Regions from separate parts of the Homo sapiens genome. Here all the other regions are linked to region 3. A link is a contact called in ENCODE Hi-C or POLR2A ChIA-PET data. All regions are on one chromosome and are shown on one strand. Each heading gives the region's core, a stretch centred on a gene start or an enhancer-like site at or near the end of the contact. The rest is flanking DNA. Distances are from core to core; before and after follow the strand shown. Region 1 holds the start of SLC35F2 (solute carrier family 35 member F2). Region 2 overlaps ATM (ATM serine/threonine kinase). Region 3 holds the start of CUL5 (cullin 5).

Region 1 (4,327 bases), core at 1,828-4,327, 150 kb before region 3:
ATACATAAAAAGGACATTCATAGACAAAAGAAATCTCATATTTAGGAGGCTACTAGACTGATTATAAAACATACCCGGATTCCAAAAGTATCAGAACATTAGGAGAGAAAAAAAAAAATCAGGCCAGGCACGGTGGCTTACGCTTATAATCCCAGCACTTTTGGAGGCTGAGGTAGATGGATCACCTGAGGTCAGGAGCTCAAGACCAGCCTGGCCAACATGGTGAAATCCTGTCTGTATTAAAAATTAGCCGGGCATGGTGGCAGGCGCCTGTAATCCTAGCTACTCAGGAGGCTGAGGCAGGAGAATCACTTGAACCCGGGAGGCAGAGGTTGCAGTGAGCCATGATCGTGCCGCTGCACTCCAGCCTGGGCAACAAGAGCAAAACTCTGTCTCAAAAAAAAAAAAAAAAAAGAAGAAGAAGAAAAGAAAAGAAAATCATTGTTAATTCTTATCACATCTTGTTAAACATACATCTTGCCATATCATCTGCCCCAGCCTCAAGGCCACTGGCATCTCCTGAAGCAATCACCAAATGTTCCCATCACCCAAGAATAGAGAGCTAATGGTGACAACTAACCCATATAGAGCACTGAAAGGAGCCAGGCTCTGTCTGCCCTTTCCTGCATAGTAACCTTGTAACAGCACTACAAGGTAGGTACTGTTATTATCTCCATTTTACAAATAAGAAAACTGGAGCACAGGCTGGGCGCGGTGGCTCACGCCTGTAATCCCACTACTTTGGGAGGCGGAGGTGGGTGCATCACTTGAGGTCAGGAGTTCAAGACCAGCCTGGTCAACATGGGGAAACCCCATCTCTACTAAAAGCATGAAAAAATTAGCCTGGCGTGGTGGTATACATCTGTAATCCCAGCTACTTCGGAGGCTGAGGCAGGATAATCGCTTGAACCCGAAAGGTTGAGGTTGCAGTTAGCTGAGATAGAGCCTCTGCACTCAGGCCTGGGTGACAGAATGAGACTCTGTCAGGAAGGAAGGTGACAGAATGAGACTCCGTCAGGAGGGAGGGAGGGAGGGAGAGAAAAGAGGGAGGGAGACTGGAGCACAGAGAAGTTAAGTGACTTGTCCAAGAAGGGAGGGAGGGAGGGAGAGAGGGAGACCGGAGCACAGAGAAGTGACTTGTCCAGGAAGGAAGGAAGGAAGGCAGGAAGGAAGGAAGGGAGGGAGGGAAGGAAGGAAGGGAGGGAGGGAGGGAGGGAAAAGAGGGAAGGAGACTGGAGCACAGAGAAGTTAAGTGACTTGTCCAAGAAGGAAGGGAGGGAGGGAGACTGAAGCACAGAGAAGTGACTTGTCCAGGAAGGAAGGAAGGCAGGAAGGAAGGGAGGGGCGGAGGGAGGGAACTGGAGCACAGAGAACTGATTTGTCCAAGGTCACCCAGCAGAAGGAAGGGAGGAAGGAAGGGAGGAAGGAAGGGAGGGAGGGAGACTGGAGCACAGAGAAGTTAAGTGACTTGTCCAAGACGGACGGACACGGACGGAAGGAAGGAACAAAGAAGGAGGGAGGGAGGGAGGGAGGGAACTGGAGTACAGATAACTGACTTGTGGAAGGAAGGACGGAAGGAAGGAGAGAGGGAACGAAGGAAGGAGAGAGGGAAGGAAGGAAGGAAGGAGAGAGAGGGAAGGAAGGAAGGAGAGAGGGAGAGAGGGAGGGAAGGGAGGGAACTGGAGCACAGAGAACTGACTTGTCCAAGGTCACCCAGCCAGGATTTGAGTCCAGAATGTGAGTGCCCTTAGCCATTACACTGAATTGCCTCCCAGCTGAGAACTTTTAACAAATGTATCAGGACATACACAACTGGATGCTACAAGGTGGTTTTCGGCCAACTTTCCCCTTTAAACACATGCATCAATTTCAAACTATTTATATGATAAAAAATGCTTACACCTTTATCGATCTCGTTTTTAAAATGGTATGGCTTTTCAGGACTATCTTTCACAATCGTTAAAGGGAAATTCGCTTTGTTAATATGAAAAAAAAATCAAATATCTGTTTCATGAGTTGTCAGTGGCCAACGCTGTTTAGACTACGGCTTGAACGCATCACCCCTTAAAGATCATCTTGTGGCCTTGGGCAAATTGCTTAGCCTTCTTTGTTTCTCCAGCGGCAAAGTGGATATAACAATAGTACCATCTCCTAAAGTGGTGAGGATTAGCTGATATTATCCATATAAATTGTTATGCACAGTACCTGACACAGAGCGAGTGCCCAATAAATGTCTTTCACTATTTAGGTCCTGGGTTCTCTCATTTCCAGAGTGCAAGTCCTCCAGCAACCACAGAAACGCTTTCTAGAGTCGCTGCCCACTCCTTAAAAACATTTGTCCCTACTTCGCACAGAGCATAGTGATACCACAAACAGGCTTCCCTGGACCCCAGCCCTGGGGGTGGCTATATCACCTCGCTCAGGCCCAGGAAGAGAGAGCCGGCTCTGGTCTCCCACCCGGCAGCAGCACAAAACTTAACCAGGATTTCTCACTTCGGTCAACTCTTGAATCACCGCGCCCAGTCTGGCTGGCTCGGCAGCAGATGGAATGAGGGCGCCGGCGCCAGGAAGTGGCGCTCACCCACCTGCCCAGCCCGAGGTGGGCACTCCTCCTTCACAGCATCCCCGGGGACCTCGTCCCTCCACCGCGGAACGCCCCAGAGGACCGACCTAATAGTGCCACAGGGTGGGTTTCCCCCCAAATCCTCCAAAATACATCGCCACGATTTCGAAACGGGAGCCGAGGGAGACGCACCAAGTGCTTCCCGACGCCAGGTGAAGCGCACCATACCTGGTGTGCGTGTTGAGCCCCGAACCGAAGTCCGTGCGGCCGCCACCTCTGCCTCCCTGCTGGGGGCCTCAGAGAGTGTGCTCCTTGTCCACGTGCGCGCAGGGCCCGCAGCCGCCCCCACGCCCCAGCGGAGCTGCAGCACGCCCCTTCCACTCACCAGGTGAAGAGTTTGCCTTTTATCCTGCGCAGCAGGCTGGAGAACTCGGCCGCCGCTCCCTCCGCGAGGGGCTCTGGGGCGCCGGGGCCCGCTGGCGAGTCTGCCTCCATCGGCGCCCTTGCGCGTCTCCGGCGCCCAAAACCCCCGAAGTGCCGGGTCCCGGAAGACGGGAGGCGGTGCCTGTGCGGCCGGCTGGGGCTCCGCTCTGGCCCTGCGCTCCCTCCCTCGCTCGCTTGCTCGCGTCCCTCTCGCTCCTCCGCTCGGCTCCTTCAGCGACCAATCATTAACTGTCAAGCCCTAAGGGCCAGACAATACATTTGCAGATTACAACCTGGCACCTCCAGGGTGGCAGGAGGAGAAAGGGCAATTTTTTTTTCGTCTTGGCAGCCGAGCCTTATTGTTGAGCGGCACCCAGTGTGCCTTCAGGTTTTTAGGGTTCCTTGTTTGAAATCACAAGATACAGTGACACGAGGTTATTGTAGGTGATTCCTAAGCTAAGAAGCGGTGAGTGAGCAGTGAGTTAGAAGCAGTGAGTGAGCCGGGACTCTCCTAACTGGAAGGACTGGCTGACCCCTCCTCTTCCCTCCCACTCTCCCTCCCTCTGGCTGATTTGTACAAAATCGCTTCATTAAAATAACTGAAGGCTGGCAGGGCGCGTTGGCTCACACCTGTAATCCCAACGCTTTGGGAGGCCGAGACGGGTGGATCACCTGAGGTCAGGAGTTCGAGACCAGACTGGGAAATATGGTGAAACCCCGTCTCTACTAAAAATACAAAAATTAGCCGGGCGTGGTGACGGGTGCCTGTAGTCCCAGCTACTCGAGAGGCTGAGGCAGGAGAATCGCTTGAACCCAGGAGGCGGCGGTTGTGAGCCAAGATCGCGCCTTTGCACTCCAGCCTGGGCAACAGAGGGAGACGTCGTCTTAAAAAAAAAAAAAAAAAAAAAAAAAACCTGAAGGCGCTTCAGGTCTGTGTCGCTTTTCCCTGCAAAACATGGGTAAGATCCTAAAAAGATCTTGGAAACGTGCCTTTGTGGCGTGGATGGAGGCGTGGCTCATTCCTCGCGGTGTGTTGGTTTTGTCTTTCAGTATTCAGTTGTCTCCGCCGTGCCAGGGAGAGAGACGGTGCCAACCCCCGGCGCTCGGCTTGGATGCCCTGCCCTGGCCACGCCTTCCGAGGCTTCCACGGGCTAAAGAGGGATTAAGAGACACTAAGCTGGGGTCGAAAAGTTCCTGTCACTGACCCCCTGCTTCCGGAAAGGAGGAGATCCAGAAAACAAAAGAAAAGGTGTTGGGACCTTTTATTTTTTCCTGGCCACCTGCTTTGGGGGTTGGGGTGGGTCAAAATAAACGTAGGTTCAAATAGACAGGCTGTGCAGA
Region 2 (4,282 bases), core at 1,630-4,129, 230 kb after region 3:
ATTTTCCCCTCCCCTATCCCCTGGCAGCTACCATTCTACTTTCTCTCTCTATGAATTTGGCTATTTGGGGTACTTCATTTTTATGGATTGAATGTTGTGTCCCACCAATTATGTTGAAATCTAACTCCCAAAGGGATGGTATTTGGAGGTGTGGGATTTAGGAGGTAATTAGGTCCTGTGGGTCCAGCCTTCATGGATGGGATTAATGCCCTTATGAAAAGAGGCCAGAGAGCTAACTTGCTGTCTTTCTGCCATGTGAAGATACAGTTCAAAGTCAGTAGTCTGCAGCCCCAAAGAGGGCCCTCACCAGAAACCCACAATGCTGGCACCTGAGCTGCTTTCAGCCTCCAAAATTGAGAGAAATAAATTTCTGTGGTTTCTAAGCCACCTAACCTATAATACTTTGTTATAGCAGCCTGAAGTAGAGGACTCCTATAAGTATTTGTCCTTTTGCAACCTGCTTATTACACTTACCAAAATGTCTTTGAGGCTCATCAGTGTTACAGCTTTTGTCAGAATTTCACCCTTATTAAAAACTGAACACTATTCTGTTCTGTGTATATGCCACATTTTGTTAATTCATTCGTCCATTGGTGGACATGGGTTGTTTCTACCTTCTGATTATTGTGAATAATGCTGCCGTGAACATGAGTATACATCTCCTGAGTTTCCTGCTTTCAGTCTTTTGATTATATACCCAGAAGTAGAATTGCTAGATCATGTGGTAATTCTATATTTAATTTTTTAAGGAACCAACATCCTGTTTTACACAGGAGCTACGCCATTTTACATTCTCACCAGCAGCCCACAAGGGTTCCAGTTTCTCTACATTCTCACTAGCACAACTAATAGAAAATGAGGATTCCTCTTCTAGGCCTTGAAAGTGCTGCATAATTTTGCTTCTTCCTACCTGTCTAACTTAACTAAAGCGCTTCTAATTTCTGTGCTCAAGCTACACTGTCAATTATTCAGTTTCTCAAACCTAGTGGTTTCCATTTTTTTAAATTGACTTTTATCTTTTAGAGGAATTTTAAATTTACAGCAAAACGGAGTGGAAAGTCCACTGGACACACACAGCATGCCCTACTGTCAACATCTTGCACCAGTGGTACATTTGTTACCATCAGTAAACCTATGCTGGGACACATCATTATTATCCAGAGTCCAAGGTTCACTTTTGGTGGTACATATGCTATGGATTTTGACAAGTGTTTTGACATTTTTAAAGATCTTTTTCTGTATCTAATGAGATGGTCATATTTTTTTTTCCTCTGGGAGAGAATGGTAACAATTTTTCACTATTACAGAATCATACAGAATACTTTCACTGTCAGAAAAATCCTCTGTGCTTCACCTTTTCATCTCTTCCTTCTTGTAAACTGTGGGAACCATGGATCTTTTTGCTATCTCCATGGTTTAGCCTTTTCCAGCATGTCATATACAGTTGTGCGTCTCTTAACAATGTGGATATGTTCTGAGAAATACATCATTAGGCAATTTCTTTGTTGCGTGAACGTCATAGGGTGTATTTATACAAACTTAGATGGTATAACACTACGCACCTAAGCTATATGGTATTACTGCTCCTGCACTACAAACCTGTGCAGCATGTTACTATACTGAATACTGTAGGCAGCTGTAACACAATGGCAAGTATTTGTGTCTCTAAACATATATAAACATAGAGGAGGTACAGTAAAAGTATAGTATAAAGGATAAAACATGGTACACCTGTCTAGGGCACTTAACCATGAATGGAGCTTGCAGGACTGGAAGTTGCTCTGGGTATGTAAATGTGTGGTAATGTAAAGGCCTGGGATACTATATACTACTGTAGAATTTGTAAACTCTTATTCTGTACCAAATTTAAAAATTTATGTTTTTCTTTCTTCAATACTAAAGTAACATTAGCTACTATAACTTTTTTACTTTATAAACTTTAAAAATGTTTAAACTTTTTGACTCTTTTGTAATAACACTTAGCTTAAAATACAAATGCATTGTACAGCTGTACAAAAATATTTTTTCCTTATATACTTATAGATGTTTTTTCTTTTGTTCTATAAGCTTTTTAAATGAAATTATTATTACTCTATTTTTTCCTTTAAACTTTTTTGTTGAAAACAAAGACACAAACACACACATGAGCTTAGGCCTACATAAGGTCAGGATCATCAGTATCACTGTCTTCTGTCCCTGCATCTTGTCCCCCTGGGAGATCTTCAGGGACATGCACAGAGCTTTCATCTCCTATGATAATGGTGCTTTATTCTGAAATACCTCCTAAAGGACCTACCTGAGACTGTTTTACTGTTTTGTTTTGTTTTGTTTTTTAAGAAGAAGAAGGAGGAATATAGTATAAAATGGTGATAAAAAGCATAGTAGAGTAAGTACATAAACCTAACATTTTACCAGTAACTTAGTCATTTATTATCATTATCAAGGTTTATGTACTATACATGATTGTATGTATTATACTTTTATATGACTGGCAGTGCAGTGGGTTTTTTTTACACAAGTATCACCACAAATGCTTGTGAGTAATTTCTTGTGCTATGACATCACTAAGTATTTAAATAGGAATTTTTCAGTTCTGATACAATCTTACGGTACCACCTTTTCATATTGCCATTTGTCATTGAATAGAATGTTGTTATGTAGTATGTGACTGTGGTTGGAATCATAACAGTATGTATCATTTTCAGATTGCCTTCTTTCATTTAGTAATATGCATTTAAGGTTCCTCCATGTCTTTCTCTTTCTTTCTTTCTGTCTTTCTTTCTTTCTTTTTTTTTTTTTTTTTTTTTTTTTGAGATAGGGCCTCACTCTGTCACCCAGGCTGGAGTGTGGTGGTGAGATCATGGCTCTGCAGCTTCGACCTCCTGAGCTCAAATGATCCTCCCACCCCCTTCCAAGTAGCTGTGACCACAGACACAAGCCATCACACCCTGCTAATTTTTCATTTTTAGTAGAGATAAGGTCTTATTATGTTGCTTATGCCAGCAGCTTGAACTCAGCCTCCCAAAGTGTTGGGATTACAGGTGTGAACCACCGTTCTCAGCTCCTCGATGTCTTTTTATGGCTTGATAGGCTGAAGTGGGAGGATCACTTGAGCCCAGGAGTCCAAATCTAGCCTGGGCAGTGTAGTGAGACTTCCGTCTCTTAAAAAAACAAAAAACAAAAAAAAGAGGACCAAAGTTACTGATATTAGAAATGAAATGAGATCTAATTGCAGATCCTATAGATATTCAAAGGATAATAAGGAAACACTATGAACATCTATTAATTTAAATGGGCCAGTTCCTCAAAACCATACATTATCAAAAGTCATCCAATATAAAATAGATAATTTGACTAGTCCCATAACTATTAGGAGAATAAATTGAATCCATAATTTAAAGCCTTTCATAAGACAAATTGGGAACAAGATAAGGATGTGCACTCTCACCACTCCTTTTCAACATTATGTTGGAGGTTCTAGCCAGGGTAGTTAGACAAGAAAAATAAAAGGCATACAGATTGGAAAGGAAGAAATAACACTCCCCTTTGTAGATGACATGATTGTCTATATATAAAGTCCCAATATACACAAGTATAACATTGTGAATAATGTTATTTGGGGACTGGGCACAGTGGCTTACACCTGTCATCTCAGCACTTTCGGAGGCTGAGGCAGGTGGATCATCTAAGGTCAGATGATGGCTTCCTCTAAAACAGGACAGATTTACTTGTAGCCTATTGATTATAAAAAGCTTGAGGTTTCTCTGTTATAACTCAGTCCACTGTTTTCGCAGTGTCAAGTGTCCCATTTCACCTTGCCTTTGGTACTGGGGAACTGATGCAAAAATGAAGGTAGTCTGGCTACCATCATTACTGGGAGAAATAAACTGTCCTTTTTCTCTTATCAGGAATCTCAGGTTTCCTGCTAGCACCCAGGAAACTGTCATGCTAATTTGTTAGGTTACAAGTAGATAAAATCTCAGCCAGGCACAGTGGCTTATGCGTGTAATCCTAGCACTTTGGGAGGCCAAAGCAGGTGGATCACTTGAGCCCAGGAGTTCAAGACCAGCCTGGGCAACATGGTGAAATCCTGTCTCTACCTAAAATACCAATCAGTTGGGTGTGGTGGTGTGGGCCTCTAGACCCAGCTACTTGGGAGGCTAAGGTGGGAGGATTACCTGAGTCTGCTGAGATTGAAGCTACAGTGAGCCGTGATCTTACCACCACACACCAGTTTGGGTGACAGAGTAAGACTCTACCTCAAATAAATAAGAAACAAACC
Region 3 (4,252 bases), core at 1,464-3,963:
AGAGCAAGACTCTGTCTCAAAAAGAAGAAGAAGAAAAGAAAGTGTGAAAAAAAAAGGCACAAATTTTTTTTTCAGTAATTTATACCATACTGCTGAGTGAAAACAAATATGTTAAAGAATATATGTAGTATACCATCATTTGTGGGGAGAGAAAAAATAATACATACATGAATGCTTATACATGCACAGAATGTCCTAGGCATTCACAAGAAACATAACTGTTGTCTATGAGAAGAAAGAATGGATGCCTGGGGGACTGTGGAGGAAGGCAGGCCTATTTTTTAAAAATTTTCCCCGAATATTTAATTATGAAAAATTTTAAACATATAGATGAGTTGGTTTTACACAGGGAACCCTAGCATAGCCACCACCTAGACTCTACCATTAACATTTTACTATACTTGCCATATATATATATATATATATATATATATATACATACTTTTTTTTTTTTTTTGAGACAGAGTTTCACTCTTGTTGTCCAGGCTGAAGTGCAGTGGCGCAATCTTGGCTCACTGCAACCTCTGCCTCCTGGGTTCAAGCTATTCTCCTGCCTCAGCCCCCTGAGTAGGTGGGATTATAGGTGCCCGCCACCACTCCCGGCTAATTTTTTGTATTTTTAGTAGAGACAAGGTTTCACCATGTTGGCCAGGCTGGTCTTGAACCCTTGATCTCAGGTGATCCACCTGCCTCGGCCTCCCAAAGTGCAGGGATTACAGGCGTGAGCCACCACGCCAGGCCCGCTTTATCAGTGTTTCTACCCAACCATCAGTTCATCTTATTTTTTGATACATTTCCAAGTAAATTATAAATATAGATTCACTTACTCCTAAATTCTTCAGTATGGGTAGCATTAAACTTCAAATTTTGTTAACTATTTTCTCTTTGAATTAAATGCACATTTTTTAAAAATTTTATTATTTTTTATAGCGATAGCTACTTTGCACAGGCTGGTCTCGAACCCCTGGGCTCAAGTGATCTGCCTGCCTTCGCCTCCCAAAGTGCTGGGCTTACAGGATTGCACCACTGTGCTTGGCTGAAATGCATAAATCTTAAGGGTATACTGGCTGAGTTTTGACAAGTGCATACACCTGAATAACTGAAGTCCCTACCACAATATAGAACATTACATCACCCCAGAAAGTCGAAGGAAGACTACTTTTGATTGTATTATTTTTAGCACCTTCTGAATTTTGTATTATGTGCCTGCGCTATTTTTAAGAAATAAATATTTAAGCATTTTAAATATTTAAACATTTTTATAACAGTGGGCCGATTCTAAATTGGATGAGAAAGAGTGAAAACAGGAGATGGCAGATAACAGGTGGGGTCAATGGAATGGAGAACTTATTGAAGTCAGAGTTGTAGCAGTGGTGTTTCCAGAACAAGTGAGTTAGGAAAATTGGAATGCTTCGGTTGACAGTAGGACGCTGAAATCAAGCTCTCAAAAGTTGTCTTAAGGTTCAGTTAAGCATAAGCAAAGGGTGGCTTGGGTAGATGGAGATTAGGATACTAGTTTCCTTTCCCTTCCTACGCTCTCAAGTGCACACTGTATTTTTTTGTTTGTAGTTTTTTTTTGTTTTTTTTGTTTTTTTTTTGAGACAAGAGTCTCGCTCTGTCGTCCAGGCTGGAGTGCAATAGCGCGATCTCGGCTCACTGCAATCTCCACCTTCAGGGTTCAAGCGATTCTCCTGCTTCAGCCTCCCGAGTAGCTGGGATTACAGGTGCCCGCCACCATGCCCGGCTAATTTGTGTATTTTTAGTAGAGACAGGGGTTCACCATGTTGGCCAGGCTGGTCGCGGACTCCTGACCGCAGGTGTCTCGGCCTCCCAAAGTGCCGATTATAGGCGTGAGCCACGGGGCCCTATAGGGATTATAGGCGTGAGCCACTGCGCCCGGCCTCTTTGCAATATTTATCACAACTCCCACTAAGTAATATTTGACTTGTGTAGCCATCCTTAACATTTGGCTACCTTATTAGGCCATAAACTCCAAACGAGCAGGGGTCTTCTCTTTTATTTAATCCTGTATTTCCTGTGCCTAGTATATACAAGTGCTCAAACAAGTATTAACTACTTGATTGGATTCTTTAAGTAGGCCCATCCCTCTTCTCTTAGTCCAGAGCTCTTACTTATTTCTACGCATTATGGCCGTATGAAGGCTGTTTGTAAACCTGCAAAATACAATACCAGGTATCCTGCAGGTTCCACATGTAAATTATATTATCTCATTGGCCAGTGGTGTGTGGTCTGAAGGGGTAAAACCCGGAGGCTTATGGTTTAGGATCTTCTAGGATAATGTGCCTTCAGAAAATCGAAGATTAATATTCATTCTCTAAACAATCTTTTTTTTTTTTTTTCAAACTTTTTTGTAATGACGAGGGTGTTGAACTGGCCTCAAGTGATCCTCCCCCTTCGGCCTCCCAAAGCACTGAACAATATTTTATCTAAGTGCCAAGCATTCCTGAATAGAAATATTAAGAGTCATCACGCTTGTGCAGTCAACACATATTTACTGGGCGCATTCTATGCACGAGTTATTGAAGACAGCTGTTGTAAGCATTTCAGGACAATGCACCTCCCTTAACACCGAGTCCGGGATTTGGGGCGGGGTGCCGGAAAACGCCAGGTCCCGCCAGCAGAGGGCACGGTCCCGGCCTCGCTGCAGCCTCGGGACCCACCGAGGCTTCCAGGCTCCCACGCTCGCTCCCGAGCGCGTCCCCGCCCTCGCGTCACGTGACGTGGCCGCGGAACCTGAGCTGCGGGGCCTAAGCCGAGCTAAATTCGTTGCAGGTGGCCGCGGCGGGTGCAACCACAAAGGCTAATCCGAAGGAGTCGGGGAGGCTCGTGGAGTCGATGCTTCCTCTTCCAAGTCAGGTCGGCTCCCGTTACCTTCTCAGCATTCGCCGTTCCGGTCTTCCTGAGCGCGTGCATGAGGTCTTTCGCGTGGGGAAGCTCCGGTGACCATGTAGGGGAGAAGAGTGAGGAAGCTCCTGGTGCTTGGGACGAGGTCAGCGCTGTCGGCGCGCTGCTCCAGCGCCCACCACACCCTGGTGCGGGCCGACGGGCCCTGGGCCCTGGTGGGAGCTCCGGCCTCCGGTCAAGGCCTGGCCGGGAGCGCCACGAATTCTCGCGTCGTCTCGCGAGAGTCCAAGTTAAAGAACATGGCGACGTCTAATCTGTTAAAGGTAAGACCCTCACTCCAGCTTGGGTTTTACTGTGTGGCCGCCGGGTTCGGCTCTTTGGGAAAGGCACGGCTCAGGTTCAGCTGCGAAGTGTGGGAGTGTTCAGGGGTTGTCCACTGGCAGGGAAGCCGCGGTGGCAGCCGGCGAGTACCGGAACGCGGGTCTGTGGCCTTGGGGTCGACAGGCTCTGGTGGTCGCTCCCGCCGACTGGCCGCTGGGAGAAAAGCCTGGCTGAGCGCTGGCGAGGAGCGATGCTTTCAAGGGACCAGCTCTGGCCGGGAGCGGGAGATGAATGGTCGTGCGGTGTCCTGACCAGCTGGGCCGTTAGTACTGTTAGGTCTCAGTTTCTTGTAAAGCAATGTCTAAGACGCATCAAAGGAAAAACCAAGAAAATGCTGCCTAACAGGTTTCAGTGACTCGACCCCCCACTTCTTCCATTTCTGTTCTCGTTCTGTCTGCACGAAATTCCGAGTCAGACCAGCAGTGCCTCCCACTCCACCCCCCTTCCTCCCTTTTCTGCGTGTTACACCTTCCCTCCTAATTCTCCCATTCTTGAGTTCATCTTTTTCCTTAGGAAACTGCTTTCTAACCCCCACCCAGTTACAGGACACAACCAGATGACAACTGATGAAGCGATACCATCGTTTTAGGGCGCAGGAAAGTTACCTTGTCAAAGACAGTATTTAAAGTTAGTTTTATATAGCAAGGGAGATCTAGGCCCACAGGGGCAGATTCTCCACCAGTTAAAAAGTTTGGAGAAGAATGAGGAAGACTTAGAACTAGTCTGTTCTGTGTATGTGTCTGTAGTAGTTAATCATTTGCCTTAAAAGTACGGACAGAAATGGGGGTAGTGAATAGCTCAGGGAACATAATATTAATGGCAAAAACCGCAGTCACTTTTGCACCAGCCTAATACAAAGGATGAACCACTTCTTCCTGAGGCCTCTCATGCCTTCAGGCAATGTGGATGAATACTAGAAAATAATAGAAAATATACAGGAACCTAACCATCATGTCTTCTTTAGACCACTGATATTTGATTGTCTAATAGATGGGACTGTCTCATA

Evidence for each region. Hi-C counts contacts between places; a loop is a spot of excess contacts on that map. ChIA-PET counts read pairs that join two places held with the same protein, here RNA polymerase II (POLR2A). Pooled maps may share reads with other maps.
Region 1: a map of gastrocnemius medialis shows a loop between it and region 3 (23-fold over the local background). The contact joins the promoter of SLC35F2 here to the promoter of CUL5 in region 3. A Hi-C loop is called at or near these places in 11 of 168 maps with a recorded cell type or tissue (B cell, CD4-positive, alpha-beta T cell, CD4-positive, alpha-beta memory T cell and 7 more), 17 of 37 single-sample maps with no recorded cell type and 23 of 50 pooled maps. POLR2A ChIA-PET finds 5 or more read pairs at or near these places in 8 of 52 experiments (Caco-2, H1, MCF 10A and 5 more).
Region 2: a loop to region 3 is called in a pooled map, with 4 times the contacts of the local background. The contact joins the enhancer-like site here to the promoter of CUL5 in region 3. A Hi-C loop is called at or near these places in 1 of 37 single-sample maps with no recorded cell type and 10 of 50 pooled maps. POLR2A ChIA-PET finds 5 or more read pairs at or near these places in 3 of 52 experiments (HepG2, OCI-LY7 and PC-9).

What each region holds. Positions count from the first base shown.
Region 1 is chr11:107,855,710-107,860,036 of GRCh38, forward strand. It overlaps SLC35F2 (solute carrier family 35 member F2), which reads right to left and starts at 3,078. Exons shown (of 8, transcript NM_017515.5): 1 at 2,949-3,078. The coding sequence starts at 3,058. LOC124902746 (a long non-coding RNA gene) reads left to right here and starts at 3,521. Exons shown (of 2, transcript XR_007062876.1): 1 at 3,521-3,945; 2 at 4,037-4,327. RefSeq lists an enhancer at 2,604-2,673 and a silencer at 2,894-3,203.
Region 2 is chr11:108,238,957-108,243,238 of GRCh38, forward strand. All of the region lies in intron 5 of ATM (ATM serine/threonine kinase), which reads left to right. Among named protein-coding and RNA genes, the nearest start is that of ATM, 18 kb to the left of the region's middle. Within about 2 kb of position 2,880, at least 3 of the 41 ENCODE cell types and tissues checked have a DNase peak (open chromatin) inside an H3K27ac peak, as active enhancers do.
Region 3 is chr11:108,006,185-108,010,436 of GRCh38, forward strand. It overlaps CUL5 (cullin 5), which reads left to right and starts at 2,714. Exons shown (of 19, transcript NM_003478.6): 1 at 2,714-3,188. The coding sequence starts at 3,165. RefSeq lists enhancers at 2,839-2,938, 3,039-3,228.